Regions from separate parts of the Homo sapiens genome. Here region 2 is linked to region 1. Evidence: chromatin loops called from intact Hi-C (ENCODE). Cell type or tissue: chondrocyte. All regions are shown on one strand.

Region 1 (8,000 bases):
GCTGGGACCCCTTGACCTTGTTCAAATACAGGTTCTGCCATTTGTTACCACTGGCAAGTGTCTTATTCTGAGTCGTGTTATTTCATGTGTAAAATGCAGTAAATAGAGCATTGCATCCAGACACGAAAACCTCCAAAGGAAGAAGGGGGATGTCTCTTCATAAGCTGTTTTGTAAGAGCAAGATGATGTTTCCCAGAAGCATCCAGTGACCTTGCCTCACCTTGGCTAGAACTGCATCCCACCCGTAAAGCAATCATTGGGAAGCGGGGGTGGTATCAACACGGGGAAGGATCCCCAGACAAGATGGTGTCTGCGCCAGCAAAAGACAAAGAAAAAGACTTTTGTATAGTCATTCAACAATGTTCGCTTCAATTTCTACCCTTGGAGTCCTGCTGCTAGGCCAGACCCCTCAATGCTACAAAATACTCCTCCATTCCATGAAGAATTTCTATATATAGTGTCAACAGTCTACAATGTGAAATTTTTTCAATGGATTATTATTTTATTTTTTTTTTGAGACAGAGTCTCACTCTGTCGCCCAGGCTGGAGTGCAATGGCGCAATCTCAGCTCACTGCAACCTCTGCCTCCCAGGTTCAAGTGATTCTCCTGCCTCAGCCTCCCCAGTAGCTGGGATTCCAGGCGCACACCACCACACCTGGCTAATTTTTGTATTTTTAGTAGAGACGGGCTTTCATCATGTTGGCCAGTCTGGTCTCAAACTCCTGACCTCGTGATCCATTCGCCTTAGCCTTCCAAAGTGCTGGGATTACAGGCGTGAGCCACCATGCCCGGCCAATGGATTCTTTTACCTGAAAATAAGTTCTAGCCTTTGGTTCTTCCTTACTAATACATTTAATTATATCTTCACGATTTGTCTTATAGAAACCATTTTAAACTTCCCATAAAAGCAGTAAACTTGCAAAAGTGTGTTGTTGTATAAGAGATACCACCAACTGGCCGGGCGCAGTGGCTCACGCCTGTAATCCCAGCACTTTGGGAGGCCAAGACGGGCAGATCACAAGATCAGGAGTTCAAGACCAGCCTGACCAACATGGTGAAACCCTGTCTTTACTAAAAATACAAAAATTAGCTGGGCGTGGTGGCGCGCGCCTGTAATCCCAGCTACTCAGGAGGCTGAGGCAGGAGAATCTCTTGGACCTGGGAGGCAGACGTTGCAGTGAGTGGAGATTGTGCCACTGCACTCCAGCCTGGGCGACAAAGCGAGACTCCATCTTGGGGAAAAAAAAAAGGAGAGAGAGAGATACCACCAACCTGCCCAATGTGGAGGTGGGAGTCATCACTTTATGGATGGAAGTCAAGATGGGACTTAGCCAATACTTCAATGAGTTCAACAGATTAGCAGAGAGAAAAAGTAGAGTTTTCCATGAAGAAAAAAAATGACATAAGCTAAGTAGGAAGAAGGAAGTAGAATTTTCTACAAAGATAAAGTGCCAACTTTTGTGCAAGGTCAAATAGGATTGCTTGGTGCATGGCAAAAAGCACAAGCAATTAGATCCTAAAATCACACACAGAGCTAAAAGTGAGTTTTCTGCTTATATATAAGAACATTAAGTAGCAAAATGAATGAAAAGCTAGCTAGATTTTGTGACCTATCTTCAAATTACATACTTATTTAGTAACAGAGCTGGGACTGGAAGGACGCTTGCCCAAGTTATTGACTCTTTGAATTCATCTCAATAATGGAAGTGGCTGATGAGTCTTCTCCAAGACCACAATTATTTGGATTTCAGTGGTTCAAATCACATTCCATTTGAGAAATGATGAGAAAAAATAAAAAATAAAAATGGAAAATTAATGCATACTTTTACAGATTCATGTGAAGTTGGACCTCATTTAGTTTTAAACAGTTTATCAGTAATGTTATCAAAGATAAGGCAGGAATTAGATTGATTTATACAAGTAGAATTTTGGATTTCAAGTTGAGAGCAAAACACAAATTTTCTATCATCCATTTGGTTAGAAGAGTGAGCCAGTGCGTCCTGGTCAAATCATTTCCACCTGTTCACAAAAACCATTTCCCTCCAAAATCTTACTCACTGGCTTCCAGCTGCTTGGTGGCCCGAAACGTCCTTTTCAATTGTAAAAATCCTCTTAATAATAGGTTAAGGATGACTCAATCCTTGTACACATGTGAAATCTTCTGTTTCTTTTAAAGATCTTTTGACGGCATGGAGCTGGACAAGAAAGGCTTCGCATTAAGTGAAATTTGAGATGGAAAGAAAAAAGTACACTATAATGCATCTCCTCTTTGATTCAAAAAATTAAATAAATGGGATGGGCGCAGTGGCTCACTCCTGTAATCCCAACACTTTGGGAGGCCGAGGCAGGTGGATCACGAGGTCAGAAGTTCAAGACAAGCCTGACCAACATGGTGAAACCCCGTCTCTACTAAAAATACAAAAATTAGCCAGATGTGGTGGCGCTTGCCTGTAGCCCCAGCTACTCAGGGGGCTGAGGCAGAATAATCGCTTGAACCCAGGAGGCGGAGGTTGCAGTGAGCCGAGATCGCGCCACTGCACTCCAGCCTGGGTGACAAAGCAAGACTCCGTCTCATAAATAAATAAATAAATAAATAAATAAAATCAGTCATGCCTTTCATCAACTTTGTGAAAAGGAAAGAGAATTGGGGGAAAAGGAAAAAAAAAAACAGAGCACATGTTCATAACTGTTTTTGTGCCATGGACTCCTCCAAATAAAGTGTGTAAATGCCTTAAATAAACAACGCAAAGGGAAATTTTACATAGAAATAGTTAACAAAACATTAAAAACAAAAATCTGTGGCCAGGTGTGGTGGCTCACACCTGTAATCCAGCACTTTGGTAGGCCGAGGCAAGTGGATCCACCTGAAGCCAGGAGCTTGAGACCAGCCTGGCCAGCACGGTAAAACCCTGTCTCAACTAAAAATACAAAATTAGCCGGGCATGGTGGCCAGCACCTGTAATCCCAGCTACTCGAGAGGCTCAGGCAGGAGAATTGCTTGAACCAGGAGGCAGAAGTTGCAGTGAGCCGAGATCGCGCCGCTGCACCCCAGCCGGAGCGACAGAACGAGACTTTGTCTCAAAATAAATAAATAAATAAATAAAAACGAGAGGAAAAAGCAGTTTCCCTCCCCATGATAAACAGTTACTTGATATTGACAACTTGGGGCTATGAGTCTAATGCAAACACTATTCTAGGTGGACTAGAGTAACCGGGTGGCTCTTAATAATTAGCAGTATCTGAAGACTTTAGTTGTCCGAAGATGTTCGTTTCAGTTTTTTTTCTAATACCAAAATTTTTGAATAATCTATATAGCAAAATAAACTATGATCTAGTCATATGATGAATGTAGCCATTTAAAAATCACATTCTTGGCCTGGGCACGGTGGCTCATGCCTGTAATCCTAGCACTTTGGGAGGCTAAGGCAGGAGGATCGCTTGAGCCCAGGAGTTAGAGACAAGTCTGGGCAACATAGGAAGACGCCGTATTTGCCAAAAATACAAAAATTAGCCAGGTGTAGTGGCAGGTGTCTGTAGTCCCAGCTACTCGGGAGGCTGAGGTGGGAGGATCTCTTGAGCCTGGGAGGTGGTAGTTGCAGAGAGCCATGATCGTGCTACTGCACTCCAGCCTGGGCAACAGAGCCAGGACCTGTCTCAAAAAAAAAATAAATAAATAAATACATTTTTGAAGAATTTTTAACAAATGGAAAATTGATTATAATATTGAAGGAACAAAGCAGTCTTTAAAGAAGCATACACTTATCAAAAACTCTCGGGCCGGGCGCGGTGGCTCACGCCTGTAACTCCAGCACTTTGGGAGGCTGAGGCGGGTGGATCACCTGAGGTTAGGCGTTCAAGAACAGCCTGACCAACATGGTGAAACCCCATCTCTACTAAAAATACACAATTAGCTGGGCACAGTGGCGCATGCCTGTAATCCCAGCTACTCAGGAGGCTGAGGCAGGAGAATCGTTTGAACCCAGGAGGTGGAGGTTGCAGTGTGCCAAGACTGCGCCACTGCACTCCAGCCTGGGCAACAAGAGTGAAACTCCATCTCAAAAAAAAAAAAAAAAAAAAAAGGAAAAAAGAAAAAAGAAAACCCTCAATTATATAAAATATATATTCCTTTGTTCATTCAACAAGTACTATTGATCTCCTTATATATGTCAGGCTTTCCAACAGATCCACTTTATCCTTCAGAGTTCAATTTAAATAGCATCAGCACAGAGTTTTAAAGAAATATTTCAAGGCCAGGCATGATGGCTCATGCCTGTAATCCCAGCACTTTGGGAGGCCGAGGTGGGTGGATCACTTGAGTTCAGGGGTTCGAGACCAGCCTCACCAACATGGTGAAACCCCGTCTCTACTAAAAATACAAAAAAAAAAAAAAAATTAGCCAAGTGTGGTGGCGCATGCCTGTAATCCCAGCTACTCGGGGGGCTGAGGCAGGAGAATCGCTTGAACCCGGGAGGCAGAGGTTGCAATGAGCCTAAATCACACCATTGCACTCCAGCCTGGGTGACAAAGCTAGACTCCATCTCAAAAAACAAAGCAAAACAAAACAAGAAATATTTCAAACACTGGACTGCATTACCTATCAATCAGTCATTCATTGAGCAACTACTGTGTTCAATTGTGTGTAGGACAAATACACAGAAGATACAGGTGGTGGCTGCCCCAAGAAATGTAAGATTAGTGGGAATCGACAAGTTAGAAGTGTCTTCTGTATGAACTGATGTTCCCTTTTATTTTCTAAAAGGTTTAAAAATGGGGTGAAGTAATAGTAAATAAACTGAAAACGAAAAACGTGCCACACCAAAGAAAAGCAAAATGGGAAAAAAAATCGGGTTTTACAGAATATTCAGGTGGCCACTAGGGGGTGCCAGAATGTTAATACCTTTCAGCAAGTTTCCAGTTTCCCTCGGGTAATTTGAGTTTGGGATTCAATGTAGTTTAAATTGACCGGAATTAACGTTTCTTTTTCCAGCAAAATGGTAAGAATGTGACTCAGGTCACATAGTTCACAGTAGACTGGTGCTATGATTTGAATCTATCCCCTCCAAAATTCATGTGTTGAAACTGGTGGCCAATAGGGTGATATTAATAGGCGGGGCCTTTAAGAGGTGATTAGGTCAGGAGGGATCCTCCTTCACAGATGGGTTTCAGACTCGTCACGCGGCATTCAGCTCCCTTGCCCGTCCGCCTTCTCCACGTGAGGACACTGTGTTCCTCCCCTCCTCCAGAAGATGCAGCAAGAAGGCACCATCTTGGAAGCTGAGACCAGGACCTCACCAGTCCACAAACCTGCTGGCACCTTGATCTTGGACTCCCAGCCTCCAGAACTATGAGAAATAAATTTCTGTCGTTTTTAAACTACCTAGTCTCAGGTATTTTGTTATAGTGGCACCAATGGACTAAGACAATCAAGAATTAGAAATCAAGTATTTATGAGTCTCACGCCATTATTTAGTACCAGGGTCATATTGCTATGCAGAAAAAAAAAAAATCTCCTGGCGGGGCACAGTGGCTCACGCCTGTAATCCCAGCACTTTGGGAGGCCGAGGAGGGTAGATTACCTGAGGTCAGGAGTTCGAGACCAGCCTGGCCAACATGGCGAAACCCTGTCTCTACTAAAATACAAAAATTAGCCGGGCATAGTGGCAGGCACCTGTAATCCCAGCTACTCGGGAGGCTGAGGCAGGAGAATCGCTTGAACCTGGGAGGCAGAGGTTGCAATGAACCGAGATTGTGCCATTGCACTCCAGCCTGGGGGACAAGAGGGAAACTCCGTCTCAAAACAAAACAAAACAAAACAAAAAAACCTCCTATCCATCTAACAGGAACCAATTAGTAAACTAAACAAACAAAAACCCCACAAAAAGTAAAACGACAACAAGAACAAAACCAACCAACCAAACAAAACTTAGAAGTTCGAAAAATACTTAAGAATTAAAAAAAAAAAAAAAAAAAAAGGCTGGATATAGGCACATGCCTGTAATCCCAGCACTTTGGGAGGTTGAGGCAGTAGTCTCGTTTGAGCCCAGTAGTTTGAGACCAGCCTGGGCAACGAAGTGAGACCTCATCTCTACAAAAAAAATTTTAAATTAGCCAGGCATTGTGGTGCACACTTGTAGTCTCAGCTACTTGGAAGGCTGAGGTGGGAAGATCACTTGAGCCTAGGAGGTCGAGGCTGCTGTGAGTGCCTGAGCGAGAGAGCGAGACCTCGTCTCAAAAAAAAAAAAAAAAAAAAGTTTTAATGATATGATTCTGCTTTTTTATCTTAGAAATGTAAAAAAAAAAAGTATGTCTATACATAAAGAAGAACTTAGCAATATATACATCAAATCTTAACAGGGGTATTTGGAGATGGTGTTACCACTGTTGTTGTTTTTCTGAGTTTTCTTTTCCTCTGCTGTATTCATTTGCTGCAATTTCAAGATATCACTTAATACTTACCAGGAGTGTCAGACATGGCATGAGCACTTTATCTAGGTAATGACATGAATGCATAGAAGTGTTCAAAGTCTTCTCCACTCTCAATCTAGCAAAAAAAAAAAGAGGGTAGAGACAAAAAGAGGAAAAAAGACATTTTGTGGCAGATGTTCTGGAATAAGGCTTAGTGGGAGTTTGGGCAGAGGGCTGTGTTAGAAAAATGATTGGGAGAGGAAATTTTAACAGCAACTTTGAACTACATTTTCAATACACTCTGGGGTTTTCTTAAAATGCAAATAAAGGTTTAAACTGTGTTGCTTTTTGTGGCTGGTGCGTTTTCTTTTATAGAAACATGACCTTGAGAATAAGCAACTCGGATTTTGGCTTTATAAAGGTTCAAAAACATTACTGCATTTTATCAAACACAAACACTGCCTCAAATTAGTACGAAAAGTTGGACCATGGCTGGGCGCGGTGGCTCACGGCTGTAATCCCAGCACTTTGGGAGGCCAAGGTGGGCAGATCACCTGAGATCAGGAGTTCTAGACCAGCCTGGCCAACGTGGTGAAACCCTGTTTCTACTAAAAATACAAAAAAAAAATTAGCGGAGCGTGGTGGCGTGCACCTGTAGTCCCAGCTATTTGGGGAGGCTGAAGCAGGAGAATCACTTGAACCCAGAGGCAGAGGTTGCAGTGAGCCGAGATTATGCCACTGCACTCCAGCCTAGGTGACAGAGCAAGACTCCTTCTCAAAAAAAAAAAAAAAAGGAAAAGAAAAGAAAAGCTGGATCATGCCAACAAATCTTGTCCACTTGCTGTTAAATAAAAACACCATTCTCTGCATAATTATTTACCTGCCCTTCATCTACATTTTCATCCTAATATACCTACAATACTGGATCTACGTCTTGATAAAAATGTATTGCATGAAATTTATAAGCTACACTTACTTCATATGTAGGTGTGGTAGCAGTTAAGAAACAATTAAAGATGCTATTTTGGGAAGGCTACTCAGCTCTTCAGTGGAAAACCCATTCACACCCCATTGCAGAACCTCAGCTTTCTCACTGTGCTCGTCTACACCCATACTAAACATGTGTAGGCCACATTTGCTCAGGTGGAAACAAGAGTGTTGGAAGCAGGATGGGGGGAGTGTTGACGGGGGTTGAGAGAAGGTTGGCAGTCCCTCACTTTAGAGACCCTTAAGAGGAGTTTAAGCAGCTCCAACACCAATGTTTTGCAATAAAAGTATTTATCCAAATTTAAAACGTTTGTGCTGCAAACTGATACCATCAAGAAATTGATAAGACAACACACAGAATTGGAGAAAATATTTATAAGTCATATGTCCAATAAGAGACCTGTATCCAGAAAATATATATATATATTATTTATACATATAGTTGTTGTTGTTGAAACGGAGTCTCGCTCTTATCGCCCAGGCTGGAGTGCAGTGGCATGATCTTGGCTCACTGCAGCCTCGGCCTCCCAGGTTCCAGCGATTCTCTTGCCTCAGCCTCCTGAGTAGCTGGGACTATAGGCATGCGCCACCGCGCCCAGCTAATTTT
Region 2 (8,000 bases), 140 kb after region 1:
AAAAGTTCTGTAATAACGTAAATGTATGATATTGATAACTGTCAATAACTGTACTGTGGTTATGAAAGGGAATATCCCTATTCTTGGAGAATACACACTGAAATATTTAGGAGTAAAGGACCATGATGTATATAACTTACTTTCAAATGCTTCCCTAATTTTTTGAGACAAGGTGTCCCTCTATCGCCCAAGCAGGAGTACCATGGCGTCATCTTGGCTCACTGCAGCCTCCGCTTCCAGGGCTCAAGCGATTCTCCAGCCTCAGCCTCCCGAGTAGCTGGGACTACAGGTGTGAGCCACCAACTCCTGGCTAGTTTTTGTATTTTTAGTAGACACAGGGATTTTGCCATGGCTGGCCTTGAACTCCTGAGCTCAAAGCAATCCGCCTCAGTCTCCCAAAGTGCTGGGATTACAGGTGTGAGCCACTGTGCCCAGCCTTCTCCAGTGAATTTATTAATATATCTCATACCTACATGACTTATAACAGAAACCCGTGGACTGATGTTTGTTTTGTTTTCCCAACAAAAAGAAAGTAAATATAGCAAGCGAGGGAAAATGTTGACAATATCCCACTATTTGGGATAGGTGAATCTGAGTAAAGGGTATGGGTGTTCTCTGTATTCATTTTAGTTTTCCAACTTTCTGTATGTTTACAGTTATCTTTCTTTCTTTCTTTTTTTTTTTTTTTCGAGACGGAAACTCTTATTGCCCAGCCTGGAGTGCAATGGCGCGATCTCGGCTCACTGCAACCTCCGCCTCCTGGGTTCAAGCGATTCTTCTGTCCTAGCCTCCCAAGTAGCTGGGATTACAGGCGCCCGCCGCGACGCCCGGCTAATTTTTTGTATTTTTAGTAGAGACGGGGTTTCCACATCTCTACTAAACTGTAGAGACTGGTCTCGAACTCCTGACCTCAGGTGATCTACCCACCTTGGCCTCTCAAAGTGCTGGGATTACAGGTGTGAGCCACCGGACCTGGCCTGAAGTTATTTTTTTTAAAAAATCACTTGGAAGAATGCACTCGGAATTGCAGGTAACTACTAAAAATTATAGAAAACAACAAAATATAGAGTGATGATTTACCCAACCTGATTTTAGAGGAGGCTATCCGATATTTGCTTCACATTACATACCATAATATAAATTTTATCTACGTATTAAACAACAAGAAAACGACTTAACTTTCCCCCACCAAAGAGAGAAAAAAAATTCAGGCAGAGGGGAAGAAAATTAAAGAGCAGAAGTTCTGGGGACAGACTGGTGTTTAAATTTTAGCTGTACCACTTACTAGCACCGGGTCCTTGGGCAAAATCTCTGTTCTTAGACATTTCTCAAAAGAAGACATACAAACGGCAAAGAAACATACAAAAACATTCTCAGCATCACTAATTATCAGAGAAATGCAAATTAAAACCACAATCTTGCACCAGTCAGAATGGCTATTTATTATTTATTTATTTTGAGACAGAGTCTCGCTCTGTCGCCCAGGCTGGAGTGCAGTGGTGTGATCTCAGTTCCACTGCAACCTCCACCTCCTGGGTTCAAGCAATTCTGTCTCAGCCTCCCGAGTAGCTAGGATTACAGCCACATGCCACCGCGCCTGGCTAATTTTTATATTTTTAGTAGAGACGGGGTTTCACCATGTTGGCCATGTTGGTCTTGAACTGCTGACTTCAGGTGATCCACCTGCCTCAGCCTCCCAAAGTGCTGGGATTATAGATGTGAGCCACTGTGCCTAGCCAAAATAGCTATTATTAAAAAGTCAAAAAACAACAGATGTTCGCACAGATGTGGAGAAAAGGGAATATTTATACATTGCCAGTGGGAATGTAAATTAGTAAGAGAGCTATAGAAAACAATATGGAGATTTCTCAAGGAACAAAAAACAGAACTACCATTCCACACAGCAATCCCATTATTTGGCATCTACCCAAGAGAGATAAAATCAGTTTATCAAAAAGATGCCTGCACTTGTATGTTTCTTGCAGCACTATTCACACTAGCAAAGTCATGGAACCAACCCAAGTGTCCATCAAAGTTTGACTGGATAAAGAAAATGTGGTCCATATACACCATGGAATACTATGCAGCCATGAAAAAGAAGGAAATCATGTCCTTTGCAGCAACATGGAAGGATCTGGAGGCCATTATCCTAAGTAAAATAACTCAGAAACAGAAAGTAAAATGCTGCATATTCTCATAAATGGTAGCTAACCAATGAGTACACAGGGACATAAAGATGGAAATAATAGACACTGGGTACTCTAAAAGGGAGGGAGGGTGGAAGGGAAGTGAGAGTTGAAAAATAGTATTGAGTACAATGTTCACCACTCCGGTGACGGGTACACTAGAGCCCAAACCTCACCATTATGCAATATATCCAGGTAACAAACCTATATATGTATCCCCTGAATCTAAACGAAAAATAAGGCCAGGTGCAGTGGCTCACGGGGCTGTAATCCCAGCACTTTGGGAGGCCGAGGCAGGAGGATCGCTTTGGGGTCAGGAGTCTGAGACCAGCTTTGGGCAACACAGTCAAACCCCGTCTCTACTAAAAATACAAAAGTTAGCTGGGCGTGGTGGTGCATCTTATAATCCCAGCTACTTGAGAGGCTGAGGCAGGAGGATTGCTTGAACTTTCGAGGTGGAGGTGGCAATGAGTGGAGATCGTGCCACTGCACAGGTGACAGAGTGAGTCTCCATCTCAAAAACAAACAAACAAACAACAGTAAAAATAAAAATAAAATGAAAATCTCTGTTCTTAGTGTCCTCACCTATAACATAAGTCACTTACATTATAGGTGAGGACACTAAGGCTGGTTATGAGGATGAAGTATCAGTTGGCTTTCTATAAAAATAACAAAAACTTTAATATTTTTGCTTGTTTTCTTCAGAATAGAACGACTTATTTTACTTTTTGCCAATTCCAAACATAATCAGTATAAATTGTAGAAGACTTTAAAATACAGAGAATAGGGAAAATTTTTCATAAGTACAACATCCAGATAATCACTATTTGTGTTGTTTTCTGAATAAAGTCTTCAAAACTAAGACCTAATGGCTGCACAATTTGTTTTTCTGTCCCCATGGTTAGATAATGTCCAATTTTCACCATCACGCTTTGTCAAAAACATTCCCGAGTATAAAATCATTGTCCAAATGCCTGAATGAGTTTTGGACAGAAGAGGGCAGTATTGAACAGCTTTCAGCTCTGCTGAACCAGAAAGCTCTTGATTTTCAGGACCAGAAGTCACTGAAAATCGCCAATACAAAATGTTGAAGGCCGGGCGCGGCGGTTCACGCCTGTAATCCCAGCACTCTAGGAGGCCGAGGCGGGCAGATCACGAGGTCAGGAGATCAAGACCATCCTGGCTACCACGGAGAAACCCCGTCTCTACTAAAAAAATACAAAAAATCAGCCGAACATGGTGGCGGGCGCCTGTAGTCCCAGCTACTCGGGAGGCTGAGGCAGGAGAATGGCGTGAACCCGGGAGGCGGAGCTTGCCGTGAGCCGAGATCGCGCCACTGCACTCCAGCCTGGGCGACAGAGCAAGACTCCGTCTCAAAGAAAAAAAAAAAAAGTTGAGATGCACTCTTTTTTATTTTTTTGAGACGGAGTCTTGCTCTGTCGCCCAGGCTGGAGTACAGTGGCATGATGTCAGCTCTCTGCAGCCTCTGCCTCCAGGGTTCCAGCGATTCTCCTGCCTCAGCCTCCTGAGTAGCTGGGACTACAGGCACTCACCACCACGCCCCGCTAAATATTTCTATCTTTAGTAGAGATGGGGTTTAGCCATGTTGGCCAGGCTGGTCTCGAACTCCTGACCTCAGGTGATCCACCTGCCTCGGCCTCTGAAAGTGTTGGGATTACAGGCGTGAGCCACCGCTCCCAGCTGAGATGCACTTTCAAATCTTGTGAAGCTGAATGTGACATTGTGCCTATTTTTTACCACCCTGACTTCCTGCATCAACATTTCAAGGGGAGAAAAGGAGCACATAATAGTATGTCTCAAGTTAACTCCCTATCTTCTAGTTTTCTTTATTTGCACCATGTAAAGATGCAGATCCCTTTTCTGTTTTTGTTTTGTGTTTGTTTTTGTAGAGATGGAGGAACTGGCTATGTTGCCCAGGCTGGTCTTGAACTCCTGGCTTCAAGTGATCCTCCCACCTCAGCCTCCCAAAGTGCTGGGATTACAGACATAAGCCACAGAGCCTGGCCAGATGCAGGTCCTTTACCCCAAGTATGGGTCAAAGGTGGCCAGGACCCTTCTTCCTGTGCTGACCTCCCCCTCCTCACCTCCTCTTCTTCACTTTTTTCGCTTTCCCCAGCCCAACTGTACATGACACACCAAAATCACCCCCACATTTCCCAGGTTCTTGCTGCAGGTAAAGAGTCCCAAACAAGACCACCATCATTCCCTTCTAGTTTGTGGTGAGCAGAAACCTTTCATTTTTTTTTTTTTTTTTGAAGTCACAGTCTTGCTCTGTTGCCCAGGCTAGAGTGCAGTGGTGCGATCTCGACTGCAGCCTCCACCTCCCGGGTTCAAGCAATTTTCCTGCCTCAGCCTCCCGAGTAGCTGGGACCACAGGCGCCCGCCACCATGCCCAGCTAATTTTTAGTAGAAACAGAGTTTCGCCATGTTGGCCAGATTGGTCTCAAACTCCTGACCTCAGGTGATCCGCTCATGTCGGCCTCCCAAAGTGCTGGGATTACAGGCGTGAGCCACTGCGCCCGGCCTGAGAAAGTATTTTTACATGCTCCCTGCATGCTGGTTGTGAATGAGTTAAAGACTGTAGCTTAGTGAACACAGCGGGAGGCTGTTAAATGCATTATAAAATAGCCTAAAAGATGTGGGGGCGGCAGGCAGGAGAGGCTCAGACCAGAGGCTCAACCCACTCCCACTGCTGGGAGTGAAGGGAGTGATTGATAAGAGGCCTCTAAAAATAATGGAGGGGGCTTCCAGGACAGGCAGCCAGTGCTAACCCGTGCAGGCCTGGCACAGTGGAATCCATTCACAACCACCCTTCATCACAGCTTTCCGTTAGGGCGCTTCTTTTAATTCAAAACTCCTATGGAATTTTCATCTGCCTTAGATTTGTCCGACTGGCTACAAAGAGGAAAACCAAAAAGCTCCATCTTTGATTTGGGATCACTGATATGTGGATGTACTTTTTGGTGCCCCTAAAACCTCCTCTGATTTTGGAGTGGTCTTTTCCACACAATGTATAGTTTTTTAACTCATGTGTGATTGAATGACCCCGCCATTTTTAAACACGCTGCTATCCGCCCAAGTCTCTCCCATGCCCAGAAAGCCCAGTCGTGGTGCTCACGTACTCACTGGTGCTGAGGTTCGGCCAGAAACAATTCCAGCATCCCACTAGGTCACAAAGATGGCCAAAATGTTAAAGGGAGTGGTCGGTGTGTCCCCCGTAGAAGCCTCTGGAGCCCGAATTCACAGGCACCTCCGTCTTCGTACTGTCCTGCTAGTCACTGGTCTTTTCCCACCCTGTAGACACTTCAAAGCGCAGGAAAAAGACTAATCCTTCCAACAGGCCACATACCCATGTGTGATACAGTCTTGTATTGACAGGGCTTTCGACATCAACCATTAGTGAAACAACATCATCCATGCCTTGTTTCTCAAGAGAATATTACTACAGAAACCAAATATTTCTATACCCTTCTTCTGGGTGGAGACACCTAATCACATGCTTGTGTGAGACAGGGTCAATATGCTGAAAACATTACTTGGAAAAGATATGATAATTTTAAAGAAGATGTAGAGAAAGCTTTCATTCACTTAATTTTCTGAATATACCCAAGAAGGAGGGATCTCTGCATGGATATAGTGCATATAAGATGCAGGGCTGGGCCGGGCGCGGTGGCTCACGTCTGTAATCCCAGCACTTTGGGAGGCCGAGGCGGGCGGATCACGAGGTCAGGAGATCGAGACCATCCTGGCTAACACGGTGAAACCCCATCTCTACTAAAAATACAAAAATTTAGCCAGATGTGGTGGCGGGCGCCTGTAATCCCAGCTACTCAGGAGGCTGAGGCAGGAGAATCATTTGAACCTGGGAGGCGGAGGCTGCAGTGAGCTGAGATCATGCCACTGCACTCCAGCAGCCTGGCAACAGAGCGAGACTGTCTCAAAAAAAAAAAAAAAAAAAAACAGACCCAGAACTGGACGTGCTACTCAGTAGGGTCCCAGCTACTTGGGAGGCTGAGACAGGAGGATCGTTGAGCCCAGGAGTTCCAGGCTGCAGTGAGCTATGATCGTGCTACTAGTACTCCAAAACAAAACTTTTTTTTTTTTTTTTTGAGACGGAGTCTCGCTCTGTCGTCCAGGCTGGAGTGCGTTGGTGCAATCTTGGCTTACTGCCAGCTCCACCTCCCAGGTTCATGCCATTCTCCTGCCTCAGCCTCCCGAGTAGCTGGGACTACAGGTGCCTGCCACCACGCCCGGCTAATTTTTTGTATTTTTAGTAGAGATGGGGTTTCACCATGTTAGCCAGGATGGTCTCGATCTCCTTACCTCGTGATCTACCCACCTCGGCCTCCCAAAGTGCTGGGATTACAGGCGTGAGCCACCGCACCCGGCCAAAACTTTTAAAAAGATGCAGTAAAAATAAAGGCTGGATATGGATGAAGCTACTTCATGCTACAACATTCCGGAAGGAAAAATAACTTGAAGTTATCACTGCCAAGCGAGACCTTGGGTAGGCTTTTGCTTTATGTTTTTCTAAGATAAATGAAAGTTATCCTTAATAATAAGTGTGGAAAGTGAAATAGAGGAGATACTTCCTGGACTGAACACCTCTCACCCTATTTTTAAGAGTATAAACTATTCTCAATTACAACATTATAAAAAAAATTATAACACTTATTCAATAATAACAAACTAGGTGCTTTTTAATATTTTAAACAGCTTTGTCATAACAAGCCCCTTCAAGGTTAAAAAAAAAAGTCCTATGGAATATTAACGGAGTCAAATAAATGTGAAAATATATGAAAAGTTACATCTTTAGTGATGTAGTAAGAAATCAAAACTTGAAATCATTTCATGTACAAAAACCTCACTTGGGCCAAGAATTACTGAAGTGTTTCACACTGAGGTGTTGTTACCTGCTATTAACCTGGGTTTATCTCCAGATAAATGTTCTGTGAATCCCGATTTATAAAATCAGTCTCCAGGTCTATAACGTGTATGTGCAAATACACATTTTCCTTTCGAAAATCTCCATAATCTCCCCGTCCCCAAAGCTGCAAACGCTCCATGATCCCAAGAAGGGCTAAGCTACAGTGGTCCCTGCTGGCTATGTGTTCCCCATCCGCAAGCTCCATATAATGTAGAGACAGCCCGTGTGTTCAAAACCTGGAGCATCATCTTTTTTTTCTCACTTTTCCAAATACTTAGCGATTAAGAGATAAATTATAAATTGTTTTCTTTTAGAGGCTTAAAAGAAAAAAAAACTTTAAAGGAATATGTTGATTATATACTACAAAATATTAATGTTTTTATCCAAAACTTAGCTATCAGGTTTCAGTGACACCAGCACCATCATTTTTGGTTGAGAAAAAGAAGTACGATACTGCAGAAACGACATGTTCATTTTTCAGGCTGAGAATCACCAGTGCTCCCCATCCCCAGGCACATCAGGACGGCTTACAGTAACATCTGGAACTAGTTATCTTTCCCCCAAGATTCGTAGCATTGTCCTGGAATTTTTCCAGGAATTCTCTGCATTCTAAGTCCATCCCTTATAGGCTACACACCCAATCTCCCTTGTTCTAAAGCTCATTAACCAGAAAACCTCCAAGCGGAGATATATGCAAATTCATAAAAGCAAGGATCCCATACTGGAGCATATAGGTGACATCATCATTGGACCTGGTGTGTTTTTTGGGGGGTGGGGTAGGGACAGGGTCTTGCTCTGTTGCTCAGGCTGGAATTCAGTGGTGCAAGTGATTCTCCTACCTCAGCTTCCCAAGTGACTGGGACTAC

The links. A loop is a pair of places that touch in the nucleus more often than their neighbours do. Peaks named below come from ENCODE experiments on the same cell type or tissue, not always from the same donor. Only the 100,000 strongest peaks of a DNase experiment are listed, where the experiment ranks them.
Region 2: a loop joins it to region 1, with 4 times the contacts of the local background. A loop is called at or near these places in 3 of 110 quality-filtered maps.

What each region holds. Positions count from the first base shown.
Region 1 is chr6:151,472,977-151,480,976 of GRCh38, reverse strand. LOC124901434 (a long non-coding RNA gene) reads right to left here and starts at 6,950. Exons shown (of 2, transcript XR_007059815.1): 1 at 6,458-6,950; 2 at 1,855-3,654. In chondrocyte, CTCF peaks have their summits at 4,647 and 4,870 (motif pointing right); no DNase peak of the experiment used is centred here.
Region 2 is chr6:151,330,201-151,338,200 of GRCh38, reverse strand. All of the region lies in intron 3 of AKAP12 (A-kinase anchoring protein 12), which reads right to left. Among named protein-coding and RNA genes, the nearest start is that of ZBTB2, 57 kb to the left of the region's middle. In chondrocyte, CTCF peaks have their summits at 2,939 and 3,172 (motif pointing right); no DNase peak of the experiment used is centred here.